Linked DNA regions of Homo sapiens: region 1 is linked to region 2. The links are chromatin loops, found by intact Hi-C in ENCODE. Cell type or tissue: adrenal gland. All regions are shown on one strand.

What was found. Peaks named below come from ENCODE experiments on the same cell type or tissue, not always from the same donor. Only the 100,000 strongest peaks of a DNase experiment are listed, where the experiment ranks them.
Region 1: it touches region 2 in a loop (5-fold over the local background); 74 of 110 quality-filtered maps call a loop at or near these places.

Annotation. Positions count from the first base shown.
Region 1 is chr3:45,228,819-45,236,818 of GRCh38, forward strand. No RefSeq gene overlaps it. Among named protein-coding and RNA genes, the nearest start is that of TMEM158, 6.5 kb to the left of the region's middle. In adrenal gland, no CTCF peak of the experiment used is centred here; no DNase peak of the experiment used is centred here.
Region 2 is chr3:45,494,719-45,502,718 of GRCh38, forward strand. LARS2 (leucyl-tRNA synthetase 2, mitochondrial) reads left to right here. Exons shown (of 22, transcript NM_015340.4): 14 at 1,557-1,655; 15 at 5,724-5,861. It overlaps LARS2-AS1 (LARS2 antisense RNA 1), which reads right to left. Exons shown (of 4, transcript NR_048543.1): 3 at 526-782. Among named protein-coding and RNA genes, the nearest start is that of LARS2-AS1, 11 kb to the right of the region's middle. In adrenal gland, CTCF peaks have their summits at 4,997 (motif pointing left) and 5,199; no DNase peak of the experiment used is centred here; H3K27ac peaks cover 631 bases.

The sequences.
Region 1 (8,000 bases), 270 kb before region 2:
ACAACAATCCCATGGATGTGATGCCTATTTTACCATGAGAAAACTGAGGCTCAGAGAAGGTGAATCACCTACCTGAGGTCCCACAGCAGTTAGTGGCAAAGCCAGGATATCAGTACAGTCTCCCTCATCTGAAAAGTTCATTTTTTTTTTAAATAAAGAACTAGAGGCATCTCATCTCATGGCAGTAGGCATCAAGGTCTGTGCATAAGTTAAACAAGTATGTGGTACAATTCTATTTTATTTTGATAAAATAAACTTTCAGTTGAGTTCCTTTTTAAAGATGTATTTTTTATAAATATAACAGCCTTATACAAAGGTTGGAAAGCAGGGAGGAAACAATTCTAATCCCAGCTACCTGATGTCTTTACTTTTCTGCCTCTGCATCATTATTCTTTTCTGCATTTTTTTCATATTATCTAAAATGTGCAAATGTTACTTCTACCAAAAAAAAAAAAAGAGGAAAATTTGAAGTCTCACCACCTTTCTCAACCATGATCTCTTTGTGGTCCTCCCTCCAGCTCGGCAGGGACCTGGAGGGCCAGCCAGGGCAAAGGGTGGTCCATGCTCGTGTTGGCTGACTGAGTGAGTCTGCCTACTGGTAAAGAACTCTGCCTGAGCTATCGGCTGACACCTGTTCATAAGCTGTGGTTCTGGCCACCTCTCTGATCCATCTTCTCCTACTTTCCCTTCTTCTCTTCACCTGCTCTGTTCCAGACATCCTGACTTCCCTGCTGTTTCATGAACACACCAAGAAAACTCGACTCAAGGCCTTTGCCCATGCTTTTTCCTCTGCCTGAGACAGTGTTCTGATACCTGTCTTGCTTGCTCCCTCTCTTCCTGTAGATCTCTGCTCAGATGTCGGCTCCTCAGAGATGCCTGTTCTGACCAATCTCTATAAACAATGCCCATTCCCACCATCCCCATCACTCCTCTTTTTTTGAGACAGAGTCTCAGTCTGTCACCCAGGCTGGAGTGCAATGGCACAATCTTGGCTCACTGCAACCTCTGCCTCCTGGGTTCAAGTGATTCTCCTGCCTCAGCCTCCCCAGCAGCTGGGATTACAGTTGCCCCCCATGGCACCAGGGTAATTTTTGTAGTTTTAGTAGAGATGGGGTTTCTCCGTGTTGGCCAGACTGCCCTCAAACTCCTGACCGCAAGTAATCCACCTGCCTCGGCCTCCCAAAGTGCTGGGATTACAGGCGTGAGCCACCGCACCCGGCCTCCCCATCACTCTCCAGCCTCTTATGCATTGTCCCACTTCTTTCAGTACTTCTCATCAGCTGACACACGGTTGTGTTTTTCTTTGTTTAATGTATCTTCCTTTATTTGCATGTCTGCTCCCTCAAAGCAAAACTACCTGTTTTGTTCAATGGAACAGTACATGGCACACAGTAGGGATTCAATAAATAGTTGAGGAATGAGTGAGTGAATTCAATAGACTGAGTCAACCCAGCAAGACATGAGTGGCATCTTAGGGAGTGGAGATGGACAGAACCACCTAGACAGTCCTTATATCAGGTTTAAGGAAGAAAGGCAGATGAGATCCCTTCCATTTCCCCAAATCCTGTAATATTTATAAAATGAATGGAAGGCTTTGATAAATTTCTGATTGTCCATAAAACGAGGACAGCACATTTTTCTCCATGGACTGTATTGTTAGAACACAATAATTGAGGACATCAAAGAAAATTATTAGGAATGATGCATGGTAATTTCATTCTGTTCATTTCCTATGTTCCTCCCCAGTATTAGCTAATTTTTCCTTATACTGCCTATTGAAGTAATAACTTTAAAAAAAGATCTCTCTGAGTTATTTGAATTCCTTTCATCCAGTGACCTCAGAGTGTGGCAGGTACAGCAATTCATTGGTTCTCTTTTATTATGTGGGTGGAATTAAGATATGATTACCATATGTTGTAGACTGAGAAATAAGCAAGAACCACAAAAGAATCATAACAACAGGACGGAAAAAAGCAGCAGCTAGAAGCCAGTGGTTCAGCTATATCAAAGTCATAGGAGGTTGTCGTACTTGTGTTGAGTGTGTGTTTTGGGGAGGACTGGGAAGTGAAGAAAATAATGCTTTTCATGGGTGTCCTCCTGATACATCCCATTTCTCATATGGGAGGCTCGAGGACTGGTTTGCAGGAGCAGCTGAAGATCTGGGCATCTGCCAGGGGCCGCTGGAATGGAAGTCTGGAAGCCCCCAGTGTTCAGCTGATTTAGACCCTGACAGTCTCTTGCCCTCTGCTTGCATGAAGCATTTCGATTCCCCGCCCCCCTGCCCCCCCCATGTCTCTACCCAATCTCCAGGGTGTGGACATTTATCCTTCCTGACCACCATGGTCAGAAGGGAGGGTTGCCTCTGCAGAATTCTGGCTGCAGTTACAGCCTGCACAGTTCATTTGGTAATCATGGGCCGCCTTGGGACAAGCCGACTGTTGCCAGCCTACATTGTTACTTAGACTTAATTCTGTCTTGCACATTAAATGTTTGCATGTGGATACCTTGTGTGCATGGTAGGCAGGGACTGCTGCCTGTATTTCTTTTCTGTAGTCATGCTGTTCATCTGGTAAGATTTCAGCAAAGACATTTTGAGGAAGTAAGAAGCTTCTGCTCTTCTGGAGAGATGGAGAGTGTCTAAAAGAGCACTGGGAGGAAAGTGGTGCCCATGTGGTACATGTGGTGCCCTTCAGTTTTCTTGTCAATGAAAACGAGAGAAATGCCTGCTGAGAGAGCACCTCTCCTGGGCTTAGCCTGACGTTGGCACCTTTACCAGATGATAGCTGTCCCTTAACTGGCAGTTACTTGTGCCAGGCGCTGTGCTAAGAGCTTGAAATGCATCCTTACCATTGTTCCATGAGGAAGAGATTTCTGTGCCATTTTACAGATGAAGTAAACTGAGGCTCAGAAGGATAAAGTGACTTTTACAGTCATACAACGGTGGAGCCGAGATTCAAGCCTTGTCTGACAACCTTGTTTTTCACTGCAGCCCTGCTGAATGGCCTCCATCATCACTAACAACCTTGCGAGTTGGAGGTTATCTTCCCATTTTACTGATGAGAAAACAGGTGCAGGAAGGCTGGGCATTGGACAAGGACCGACTCATTGGCTCTTCAGCCTTCCAGGAATATACCCTGCATCCAGTCTCAATTCATAAATTCTGCCAATACTGAAATACTTAAGGATGTTTTCCCAGTCTGATGCATCCTTACTGATGAAGCTCTGGCTTGTGGTTTTCCTGCTATCAAGTGTGTCTCCTCCACTGGTGTCTTTAATGCTCAGCATGGCACCTGGTACAGAGTAGGTGCTCAGTTAGTGCTGGTCGGGAACCTGGGATACAGCTTGACAGACACCCAGCCTGCAGCTCCCAATTTACTTAGGAGCCTTCACGTATGACATTGGTGGATTTTTAAACAAATTACTTGGAGAGGTACGGAAGAGAGAGGGGAAAAAGTCCAGGGAAACTAACACACATTGATAGGGACAGAAAAGTGGTTTCTGTGAAACGACTGCTGTGAAACACTTATTTCTGGGGTTAATGTCCATCACATGAACCTAACAGAATCTATTCCTTGAAAACAAAATGTTTTGTAATATGGTAACATGCATTTCTATAAATTTGTGTGCCACTTAAAGTAATTTTTTTGGGAGAGACAGCCCTTAAAGCAAGTGATATTTTGTGGTTTGTGTATCCACCTTATAACAAATTAAGATGACATTTAGCATTCATAATTGTAAATTCTGAGGATTTCAATGTTGCAAACCTGAGAGACAAAGCTGCACCATCAAAGTCAAGGCAGCTGGATGTTCCCCATCAGCCACTAAAAGTGTCATAAAAATTTACTTCATGCTGCTTCAAAACAGCACTAACATTCCCTTCAAAGGAAATAATTGGCATTCCATTTACAGAGATGCAGAAGAGATGGGGGAAGCAAAAGCCCATTTTGAGAGAGTCAGGAACATTGGAACACATTTATCATGGCCTTTCATGCCTTCTAACCTCAGTCCTTCTTGCTGGATCTATGGGCTCCTACATGCTTGTGGGACAGCTGAAGTTTGCTTGGATGTGCTCATTCAGGCAGATGTTCTGCCTGACAGTCTCTTCACGTTGAGATTGCCTCTTGGTCAGTCTGTTCTCTCTTTTTCTACTAAAGTCCTCAGATTTGGGGATTTGAGAGAGTTGTGACTATGACCACGGAGCCTAGCAAACCTGGCTTGGATACACCATTTTGTCTTGTTGTGTCTCAGTTTTCATGTCTATGAAATGGGCCTAATAGCTGCTCTATTGTGAGGGTTAAATGAGTTTATTGTTATAAAACAGCCAGTTCAGTGCCTGCACAGGGTAAGTATTCAGTGAGTCCAGCTAGCTAGCACTTTTAGTTCCAGAAAGTACTGCTTTTTGGAACACTGGCATGTGGCTTCTTCTCTGTCCTTACCCTAATGTGGAAACTGGTATATTTCCACCTGCATGGATTCATCACTGTATGTGGAAAATAGGGAGGGCAAGCTCCCAGCTTAAAAGAAGCTAAATTTCTATCTACATGGGGCCATCCTTGGCAATCAAGCAAATCCAGTGGCCATGACAGTTAGAAGAGATCCTAGAGGCCACCTAATCCAAACTCCTGATTTTATACATGTGGAAACCAAGGCACAGAGAGGGGTCCTGGCTGTACCAAAGATCACAATCTGGTTGATAACAAAACCAGGGCTAGAAGCCAAGCCCCTTGGCCAACTGAGCATCAGGCACAGCGCCTCTCTAAGTATACTCCTTTGCAGTGCTTTCATAGCTGCACTTTAAAAATGAGGTCCAGTTGCAAAGTGAGAGCAATGAGCCTTTCTAATTTACTTAGGAAAGAAGAGGAAAATGATGGCCTTTATAATTGCTGGAATCACACTTCTAACTAGATTTACAGGGTGGAGGATTGATTGCATGCACCAAGAGTGCCGGTGTATTCAGCAAGCTTCCGTTCTGATGCAATTAAGGCTTGCTCCTTCCAGCTCTGCTGAGGACCTGGGTGAGATTCCAGGAGACTCAGGTGTGAGATGGAAGCCCAGGCTGCACCAGCCCTGGCCTTAAGTTTGAATAAATCCGTGGAAATAGGCAAAAACTTGGAGCCCATGTTCTAAGTGGGGCTGTTGGGTCATCACTAGGCTGAGCAGAGGAGACTAACTGAAAGAGCATTCCAGCTACAGACTCCAGAAGATTCTGGGTAATTTGTAGGTGGAGCCTTCTTGACCTTCTCTAACTAGGCCCTGGACCAGTGAAGACCAGGTCTGGAAGGATACCAGGTTGTCTTGGGGTTTGAATCATCTATGAACTGTACAGTCTTGGGCATAATGCTTACCACTCTGAGCCTTAGTTTTCTCAACTGTAAAATGAGAATAATAATGGAGCACTTGCTTCACGGGGTTGTAGTGAGGACTAAAAGAACTAACATTTTAAAATTACATGGGACCGTACCTGATATGTAGTAAGTGTTCAAAAACTATTAAATAAATGAGTAAATAAAGACATGAACTATATGCCTGGAGACTGTGGAAACTTTAAGCTGATGACTTTGCCTCTGGCCACCTGGACTTAGAGCCTGCCACTTGCTCATACTCCCCCTCTGGTGTGACTGAACCTGTCTCCACACCACATCCTGGTTGGGGAGGGTGGGGCTAATGTCTCTTTCTCTCTTCCTTCTGCTTGTTCCTGCCATCACTTGGATCCAGTCCTGGGTCATGCTTCCTGTTACCTGGGCTGCTGAGCAGACTCCTGCAGTCCTTCACACAGTAGCAGAATCCCCATGGGACTGCCTGCTTGAAGCTTTATGCCATGGTCACTCAGGGCCTCCTGTGCCCTTTCCCTGCTGCCCAGGTGGCACCTCGAGGGCAGCCTCCATCTTGATTGTATCTGGGTTTGTTCTGCCCTCTGGACTTTGGAGATGTGTGCCATGAGCTTCTCCAGAAGAGTCCAGTGCTGCCCTGCAGCTGGGCCTGTGGTCCTGGCCTGCTCTACCCACCTCACCTGGCATGGCTCATGCCTTTTGGCTGGCTGCTGAGCAAGAGATGGAGTGCGCAGGAGAAAGGAATCAGACCTCTTCTGTAACCAAACTCCTGTGGAAATCTAGACCAATGAAGCCTAGAGATCTGAGCTGCCCACTTGTCACTCAATTGTGAGTGACAGTATGGCAAGAAAACACATTATTTACCCTTCTAGAGGCAAACCAAAGAGGCTCACAATGTCCCACAATCCACCAAAGGCCCAGCCATCTCTCTGCCCACCAAAACCCATATCCTCAGTGACCTCTGTCCCAAGAAGGGACATCTCCCAGGGAGGACCCATGTGGCCTAAACTTTTCTTCTATGCCCCTGTGGCCTAAACTTTTCTTAAATCTTGTCTATTTTAGTTCCTTGCTCATTGATAATCTGGCGTCTTGTTTTAAGCTCCAAAATGGCAAATCACTTTTATTTTGTAGCCTAACTTGGATTGTCTAGGAGTGGTTGTTGGAGTGCTATGTTAAGAAGGACCCTGAGAAATTGAAATACTGCACTGTTAGTGGGAATGTAAAATGGTGCAGCTGCACAGTATGGAAGTTTCTCAAAAAATTAAAAATAGAATTAACATATGATCCAGCAATCTTACTCCTGGATATACATCCAAAGAATTGAAATCAGGAGTTTTAAGAGATATCTGCACTCTCAGGTTCATTGCAGCATTATTCACGATAGCCAAGAGGTGGAAGCAACCGAAATGTTCCAAAGACAGATGAATGGACAAAGCAAATGTGGTATGTGCATACAATGAAATATTATACAGCCTTAAAAAAGAAGAAAATCTTACTATTTGCAACAACATGGATGGACCTGGAAAGCATTACAGTAAGTGAAATGAGGCAGTCACAGGACAAATACTGCATGATTCCACTAATATGATGGATCTAAAATACTCAAACTTTTAGAAGCAGAAAATAGAATAGTGGTTGGCAGGGGATAGGGGAAAGGGGAAATGGGGAGTTGTTGTTCAATGGGTATAAAGTTTCAGTTATATGAGATGATATGGTTTGGATCTGTGTCCCCGCTCAAATCTCATGTCAAATTGTAATCCCCAAAGTTGGAGGTGGGGCCTGGTGGTTGGAGGTGATTGGATCATGGGGACGGCTTCTCATGGTTTAACACCATCCCCCTTGGTGCTATTGTGGTGATAGTGAATTCTTGTGAGATCTGGTTGTTTAAAAGTGTGTGGCACCTTCCCCGTCTCTCTCTTGGTCCTGTTCCTGCCATATAAGATGCCTGCTCCTGCTTTGCCTTCCACCATGAGTAAAAACTCCCTGAGGCCTCCCCAGAAGCAGATGCTGCCATGCTTCCTGTATAGCCTGCAGAACTGTGAGCCAATTAAACCTCTTTTCTTTATAAATTACCCAGTCTCAGGTATTTCTTCATAGCAGTGCGGGAACGGACAAATACACGAGATGAATAAGTTCTAGAGGTCTGCCATACAACATAGTGCCTATGGTTAACAATATGGTATGGTGTGCTTAAAACTTTGTTAAGAGGATAAATCTTATGATCTTATGTTAAGTGTTTTTACCACACACACACCCCCAAAAGGGACACAAACTTTTGGAGGTGCAGATGTGTTTATTAACTTGACTGTGGTGGTTTCACAAATGTATTCATAGGCCTGGCATAATGGCTCACGCCTGTAATCCCAGCACTTTGGGAGGCCAAGGTAGGCGGATCATCTGAGGTCAGGAGTTTGAGACCAGCCTGACCAACATGGAGAAACCCTGTGTCTACTAAAAATACAAAATTAGCCAGACATGGTGGTGCATGCCTGTAACCCCAGCTACTCGGGAGGCTGAGGCAGGAGAATCACTTGAACCCAGGAGGCAGAGGTTGCAGTGAGCCAAGATTGCACCATTGCACTCCAGCCTGGGCAACAAGAGTGAAACTCCGTCTCAAAAAAAAAAGTATTCATATGGCCAAACTCATCAAATTGTACATATTAAATGTAT
Region 2 (8,000 bases):
TTGGCACCTGGTTCCTTCAGTCCCACAGGCCCACAACTCTAGGAATGTTCTTAAGAATGAGTGTAGCAGCTGGGCATGATGGCTCATGCCTGTGATCCCAGCACTTTGGGAGGCTGAGGCAGGCGGATCACTTGAGGTCAAGAGTTCGAGACCAGCCTGGCCAACATGGTGAAACCCTATCTCTACTAAAAATACAAAAATTAGCCGGGCATCATGGCATGCACCTGTAATCCCAGTTACTCAGGAGGCTGAGGCAGGAGAATTGCTTGAGCCTAGGAGGCAGAGGTTGCAGTGAGCTGAGATCGAGCCACTGCACTCCAGCCCAGGTGACAGAGCCAGACTCCATCTCAAAATAAAAATAATGAGTGTAACACTTGGGCCCTTGTGAGACCTTGGTCCTGCTGGACATGTCTGTCCCTAGGACAGGGATTCCTTTTTCTATGCAACCCTTCACATATCAAGGATCTCACTTTATTCTCTGTCTTGAACACCAGGGCTTTCTTCACTCTTCCATAAGGAACCTACCTTTAGGCAGTGGTCTCATGGTAGATATGTAATTAGCTTTGGAGGGGGGTCCTGATTTCTAGCATTTGCCAATTTCCGTGATGTACATACTCCCATCAGGGCCAGTTTCAAGCTACCAACTTGCCATCTTTTGTCACAGTGTTGTGAAGAGATGCCCCAATTGATTCTTACAGGCTGGCATGAGCTGGAGCAACCATTGCCTTTGGGGCTTCCAAGTTGGTTTGTCTTCCTCGAGTCATCCTGGTAGATTTCTGCACCTGTCACCCCAGAACAGAAGTAGAAGAAAAATCCAAGTTGATTTTCCACACATCTCCCTATATTTGGTTCTCATTTGTCTTCATGCATTGATTGGCTTCATAAGCATCATAAAGTAGGCATTGGCGAAGGCAATCTTGACATGCCTGGAACAGAAGTTAAGGCACAAAAGAGATACCTAATCCTGTCTTGTCCTTTTGGATGGTGAGGCTTTCTACCAGGTTAAATTCAGAGAAGTGGAAAATAAGGCTTTTAATTGTTGAAAATTGAAACTTTTATTTGTAAATAAATTTCTTTAAAACATCGCATACTATACAATATAAAAAGAGAGCTTTCCCTGAATTGTCTTTTCATATGTGGCTTTATTCTTTTTTTTTTTTGAGACAGAGTCTTGCTATGTCACCAGGGTGGAGTGCAATGGCACGATCTTGGCTCACTGCAACCTCCACCTCCCGGGTTCAAGCCATTCTCCTACCTCAGCCTCCCAAGTAGCTGGGACTACAGGCACACGCCACGACGCCCAGCTAATTGTTCGTATTTTTAGTAGAGATGGGGTTTCACCATGTTGGCCAGTATGGTCTCGATCTTTTGACCTCGTGATCCACCCACCTCAGCCTCCCAAAGTGCTGGGATTACAAGCGTGAGCCACCACACCCAGCCTGTGGCTTTATTCTTATGACATTTTAAATTCATACTTATAGCTCTCTCAAAAGCTGATGGAAAACTGCATTAAAATTTAAAAAGAAACCAATTGATGAATTTCATTTCTTTCTTAGGTGCAAGGGAGCAGCCAAGAGAGAGACAGACACGATGGATACCTTTGTTGATTCTGCTTGGTACTACTTCAGATACACTGACCCTCATAATCCACACAGGTAAAACGTCCCTGCTGATGTCTTTGAGCATTTGTCAGTGTGGCTCCTCCTAGAAGCAAAGACCAAGATGGAATTAGACATGCAAGAGATTTCTTGGGGGGAAATGCCTGTGCAGATTAAAGGGGAGAAGAGGAGGAGTGGGCAGAGAGTGCTCTTAGACCACGATGGAGCTGTGACAGGTGTGAAAGGAGAAGGGAAAGGAAGGAGGATCAGGTGGAGGAGCCTCAGCCCACAGCACAACTCTGAGAAAGCCTCGACCTGGCCAGTGGGAAGGCCCAAGCAAAGCTTGTCCATTAGAGTCTTACAGTCAGGCTAAAATGGCTCTGCTCCAGCCCCTCCCTCTACTCTCCTGGGAGCAGCCTGGGAGAGCAACATGGGCTGGCAGGAACACACCAGAGTGGGTCCACAGATGCAGCAGCTGGAAGCTGTCAGTCAACTGTGCACCTCGGAACAGGCTCTCTTAAAGGGAGAGTGCTACATCATTAAGTTAGATTATTCACAGCCAAGTAAATCCCAAGTACAACACAAATACAAAACGGAAAAAGAAGGAAATGCTACTGTGATACCCTCCTTGCAGTGAACTGCATTTGTATGATTGTAAAGATGTAATGTTATTTATTTAACTGAAAAGAATAATGTAACTCTACAGAGAAGGTAGCAGGTAGGGAGGGTGAGACCGCTAAGAAGCCTCACCTCTTACTACATAGTAGATCATTTCCTAAATTGATAAATCAATAAAGAGTATAAACATGTTTTTTTTTTTCAATAATTGCTGGGAGAAACAACCAAAAGAATTAAAAGTGGCTAAGAGACAGGCCTGAGGCAAGGAAAGAATTGGGGCTGGAGACCACTGTTTTTCATTGTAAATCTTTCAGTACCATTTTGATTTTTAAGCTGTATTCATGTGTTTATTTGAACCCCGCCCCCCCCAAAAAAAGAAACAAATTAAGGAAAAGAGAGCAGTAGGTAGCCTTATAAAGAGAGAGAATGAGAACCGAAAGAAACTCTTCCAGAGCCCAGGAAAAAACACAGCATTGTGCTTAAAAGGGCCTTGCCTAATTGCTCTTGTCCATGGCAGAAACATTCTGGAACCCTGTTGCCTACATATAAAATATGCCTCCCTATTCTTCGTGGTTCTAAAATAATATCTTTCTAGTGAGACAGATACTCCTGCCCTCACCCTGCCAGAATTTCAACCTGCAGTGTTGTGATTCTGTAATTTGAGTTCATATCAGATATAAGGGGGATCCTTGTCAGGCATGGTGGCTCACGCCTGTAATTCCAGCGCTTTGGGAGGCCGAGGCAGGCTGATCACCTGAGGTCAGGAGTTGGAGACCAGCCTGACTAACATGGCAAAACCCCAACTCTACCAAAAATACAAAAATTAGCTGGACACGGTGGCACGCACCTGTAATCCCAGCTACTCAGGAGTCTGAGACAGGAGAATCGCTTGAACCCGGGAGGCAGAGGTTGCAGTGAGCTGAGCTCGTGCCACTGCACTCCAGCCTGGGCAACAAAGTGAGACTTCCTCTCAAAAAAAAAAAAAGAAAAAAAAGAAATGAGGGGGATCCTGAGTGAAAGACACCCTGCAAAGGCAGGAAGGGTGCAAGGTGACGACTGTGGCTGGGAACCACCAGCATGGCCTTCTCTGGCCCACAGAGGGGCTCCCCTTCAGGGCCTTCCCTCTATAAGGGGCCATTGGTGCATTTCATGTAGTAACAACTGGCTTAGAATGCAAGTGAGGTCAGGCTCTTTCCTTTCTCAGAGTGCTTCAAAGGAAAGCCTTCACACAGATGAGAGAGACCTCAAGTTACCGTGGCGGGAGAGACATCCTGAGACCGTCACAGCCCCCAGTTTGTGAACAGCAGTGAGCACTTCATTTCCCTCATGACACACTGTAGTTAGCTTCAGCCCCAGCACGAGTTCTTCCTGGGGTGGTTTCCTGAGTGGATCATAAATCTGAGCTGTAGCTACTTTCAACATTTCACTCCTTAATATATCCCAAACTTGTTTTCCGGCCAAATACCATCCTTCACTTTCCTTTCTTTTCTGTCGCCTGGATTGGCAGTTGAATTTCTTTAGGGAACTGTTTTTCACGAAGAAAAAAAGTGTTTTTTAAAAATTTTATCAGAATTCTGGTACAGTGACTGGAGAACACCAAACTATATTAAGATGCAAATATGTGGTGGTAGCCAGGCTCTTTTTTCTAGCCTCAAAGCTGAAGCCAGCCAAGTCTATCCTGGGGAAAAAGGTGGCTTGAGGTGTCAGGGAACCAATTCACAAATATTCGAAGTCCTCCAAAGGCAAAGGTTTGCTTGATTGGCTGACCTCAAGGGACGGCATTACCTTGGCAACACAGAGGTCTGTCGCCAGCCAGTGCTGCCCCTCCCACCGAAGGTCCCAGCCAGAAAATGGAAATGACATTTCCTTTCCTCTCCAGTGTCCTTTAGGACCCAAGAGTATGAGAAAGCCTTTCTATTAGTATCTGTTAGGTGAGAGTTATTGGGCTATTATATGACAAGTCACCTTAAATATGTTGCATCGCATTCAGTAAGCAATATACAGTCTCTAGCTGAGTATATTTTCAGACTGCTTTAAAAAATAAAATCAAATTTCTATTTTAAAATAAACATTTACAGCTGGGGCACAGTGGCTCACATGTGTAATCCCATAACTTGGGGAGGCCGAGGCAGGAAGATGACTTGAGGCCAGGAGTTCAAGACCAGCTGGACTGAACGTAGCAAGACCTCGTCTCCATAAAAAATGTTTTAAAAAAATTAACTGATGGCCAGGTGCAGTGGCTCACACCTGTAGTCCCAGCACTTTGGGAGGCCGAGTTAGGCAGATCACCTGAGGTCAGAAGTTCAAGATCAGCCTGACCAACATGGCAAAACCCCATCTCTACTAAAAATATAAAAATTAGCCTGGTGTGGTGTCAGGCATCTGTAATCCCAGCTACTCAGGAGGCTGAGGCACAAGAATAGCTTGAACCCTGGAGGCGGAGGTTGCAGTGAGCCGAGATCACGCCCCTGCAACCGAGCCTGGGTGACAGAGCGAGACTCCGTCTCAAAAAGAAAATTAAAAAAAAAAAAGAAAAAATTAGCTGGGCAGAGTGGTGTGTGTCTGTAGTCCTAGATACTTGGGAGGTTGAGGCTGGAAGATCGCTTGAGCCCAGGAGTTGGAGGCTGCAGTGAACTATGATTGTGCCACTGCGCTCCAGCGTGGGTGACCAAGCAAGACCCAAACTTTAATAAAGAAAAAAAAATGTTTTTTAATGTGAAAATAAATTAATAAATAAACATTTAGTATCTGCATGTTAATCTTCATTGTAAATACCACATTGCCCTCTATTGGTAGGAACTCTGACATCTCAATTGTGTAATCATAATAATAAAAATTAAAGTGAATCTAGATATTCAAGGTGCATTGTAGCAAGATGCCTTTTTTTGCTGGTATGTTTTCCTTTTGTCCTCATTTTATATGCAAATTGCTTTTGTTGAAATATGTCAGTAATATCTTCTGTAACCATTTTTATAATTTCATAAATTAACACTTACCTGACTTTTTTCTTTTTTATTATATAAGCTTTTCTCATATATATATTTTTGTTTGTTTGTTTGTTTGTTTGTTTGTCTGTTTTGTTTTTGAGACAGAGTCTCACCCTGTTGCCCAGGCTGGAGTGCAATGGCACGATCTTGGCTCACTGCAACCTCTGCCTCCCGGGTTCAAGTGGTTCTCCTGCCTCAGCCTCCTGAGTAGTTGGGATTACAGGTGCCCACCACTACAACTGGCTAATTTTTGTATTTTTAGTAGAGATGGGGTTTCGCCATGTTGGGCAGGCTGGTCTCGAACTCCTGACCTCAGGTGAGCCACCTGCCTCGGCCTCCCAAACTGCTGGGATGACAGGCATGAGCCACCGCGCCCGGCCTTCTCTTATATTTTAAAAAAATCATTGTTATTCCCTGATACGGTTCATTTCAGGGCATATGCATATTACAATAGGCCTGTTTAATTTACACAATTGTGGCAAAGCAGGTTTTTAAAAATGCCTCCATCTCTTTTTTACAGCCCTTTTAACACAGCAGTGGCCGATTACTGGATGCCTGTGGATTTGTACATTGGAGGGAAAGAACATGCCGTCATGCACTTGTTCTATGCAAGATTCTTTAGTCATTTTTGCCATGATCAAAAAATGGTTAAACATAGGTAAGCACTTATACTGCTTTGCAAAATAATTGAGTTCCATGAATAGCAACTTTAAGCAGGTGTCAGTTCTTCTGAAGCAAGGTAAATGCATGTAGTAGAATACTAGTTTTCTAGTATGCTTTAGAGGTTGTCAACCTTAATCATTTGAGGTCCATTTATATTGCGTAGTCAGTTCTGGCATGTGATGTTGCATGCTTGCATAGAACCTAGCCTTCAGTGCTTCTCTGTTTAACTGAGTTAAGTAATTAAGAATTGTACCTGTGAGGCAGAGAGGAGTGGCCCATAGTGTTTTATAGCATCTCATGTGAGGTCATGCTTATCACCCAGTCCTTCCATGTCAGCTCTTGTTCCTAAGCTTGGCTGAATCCCACCTTGATGCATCCCTCTAAAAAATGTATAGAGTGGATTTGAAATAGAGAATCACATTGTAAAAACATCAGTAAATTCTTTTCCTGTTGGCCTATTGTAACCCTTTCCTCATAATGTTCAGAAAAATGTGTGTGTACTTTTCCCCATGAAACGTATCATATATAAAAATTACATATTTAATGTATTTAAAGAATGGTACAACACATTAAATATGGAATTTTTATATATGAACATACATGCCCCACTCCTCAGTTTAAGAAACAGAGTATTTCAGGTACCTTAGAATCCCCAAGGTGCCCCCTCCAATTGTGTATCGCTCTTCTACGCCCACCACCTCGCCCCTAGCTAATACCGATCCCAGATTTTTAATTCCTCACTTTCTTGCTTTTCTTTATAAATGTATCGTTTCTGCATGTATTTTTAAACTATATATTGTCTGGTTTTCCTGTGTTTGAACTTTACATAGGTAGAATTATATTTCAGGTATTCTGTCTTGCTTTCCTCACTCAACAGTTTTTTGAGATTCAGCAGTGCTGACGGATGAAGTTATATTTCATTCCTGTTTCACTGCTGCGTGATATTCCATTATATGGAATGAAACTTCCAAAATAGAACTCAGTTTATGTATCATACCACCATTAATGGTGGTTGGACTGTTTTGTGCAATTATGAACAAAACTGCTATGAACCTTCTTGCACGTGGTTCCTGACATATGCGTCACCATTTCTTTAAAATGTGTACCTAAGAGTAGAATTGCTCGATTGTAGGATACGCACGTGTTCAACTGTCTTGAGAAACACCAAACTGTTTTCCATAGTGATTACCTAAGCCTATACTCCCACTAGTAGAAATGAGGGATCCGATCACTCTACGTCGTCATCAACATTTTGTACTATCCAACTTTTAAATTTCACCAAACCAGTGGGTATATAATGGGTCACGTTGTGAGTTAAATTTGAATTTCAAGACACCGATTTTTTTTTAATTTTTTAATTTTTAATTTTTGCAGGTACATAGTAGGTGTATATTTATGGGGTACATGAGATATTTTGGTATGGGCATGCAATGCATAGTAATCACATCATGGAAAGTTGGGTATCCATTCCTTCAAGCATTTATCCTTTGTGTTACAAACAATCCAATTATACTCTTTTAGTTATTTTTAAATGTTTAATTAAGTTATTGTTGACTATAGTTGATTTCTTAATGAAGTTTATCATGTTTCATAGGTTTATGAATCTCTGTGATCAAATCCCTGTTTGTATCCTATGCTTTTATTTTTTCTAGATCGTTTCTCTTTTATTGATTTGTAAGGGGTTCTTTAAATATTCTTGATACTAATCCTTTTTCAGCTATATGTATTGCAAGTAGTTTTTTCTAGTTCTTGGCTTGTCTTGTTTTTATGGCATCTTTTGATGAACAGAAACTCTTAATGTAGTAAAAATTAATAATCTTTCCTTTATGGCTACTGCTTTCGGTGTGTCAGTACTGTTAATGGAATAGTCCATCCTTTTCCCCACTGATCTGTAGTGCCCTCTCCATCATAAATCAAGTTGTCATATATCCCAGGGCTTATTGATAGGATCTTTATTCTGGGACTACAGGCGCCCACCAGCACGCCCAGCTAATTTTTGTATTTTTAGTAGAGATGGAGTTTCACCATGATGGGCAGGCTGGTCTCAAACTTCTGACCTCAAGTAATCCGCCTGCCTCGGCCTCCCGAAGTGCTGGGATTACAGGCATGAGCCACTGTGCCCAGCCAATTTCTT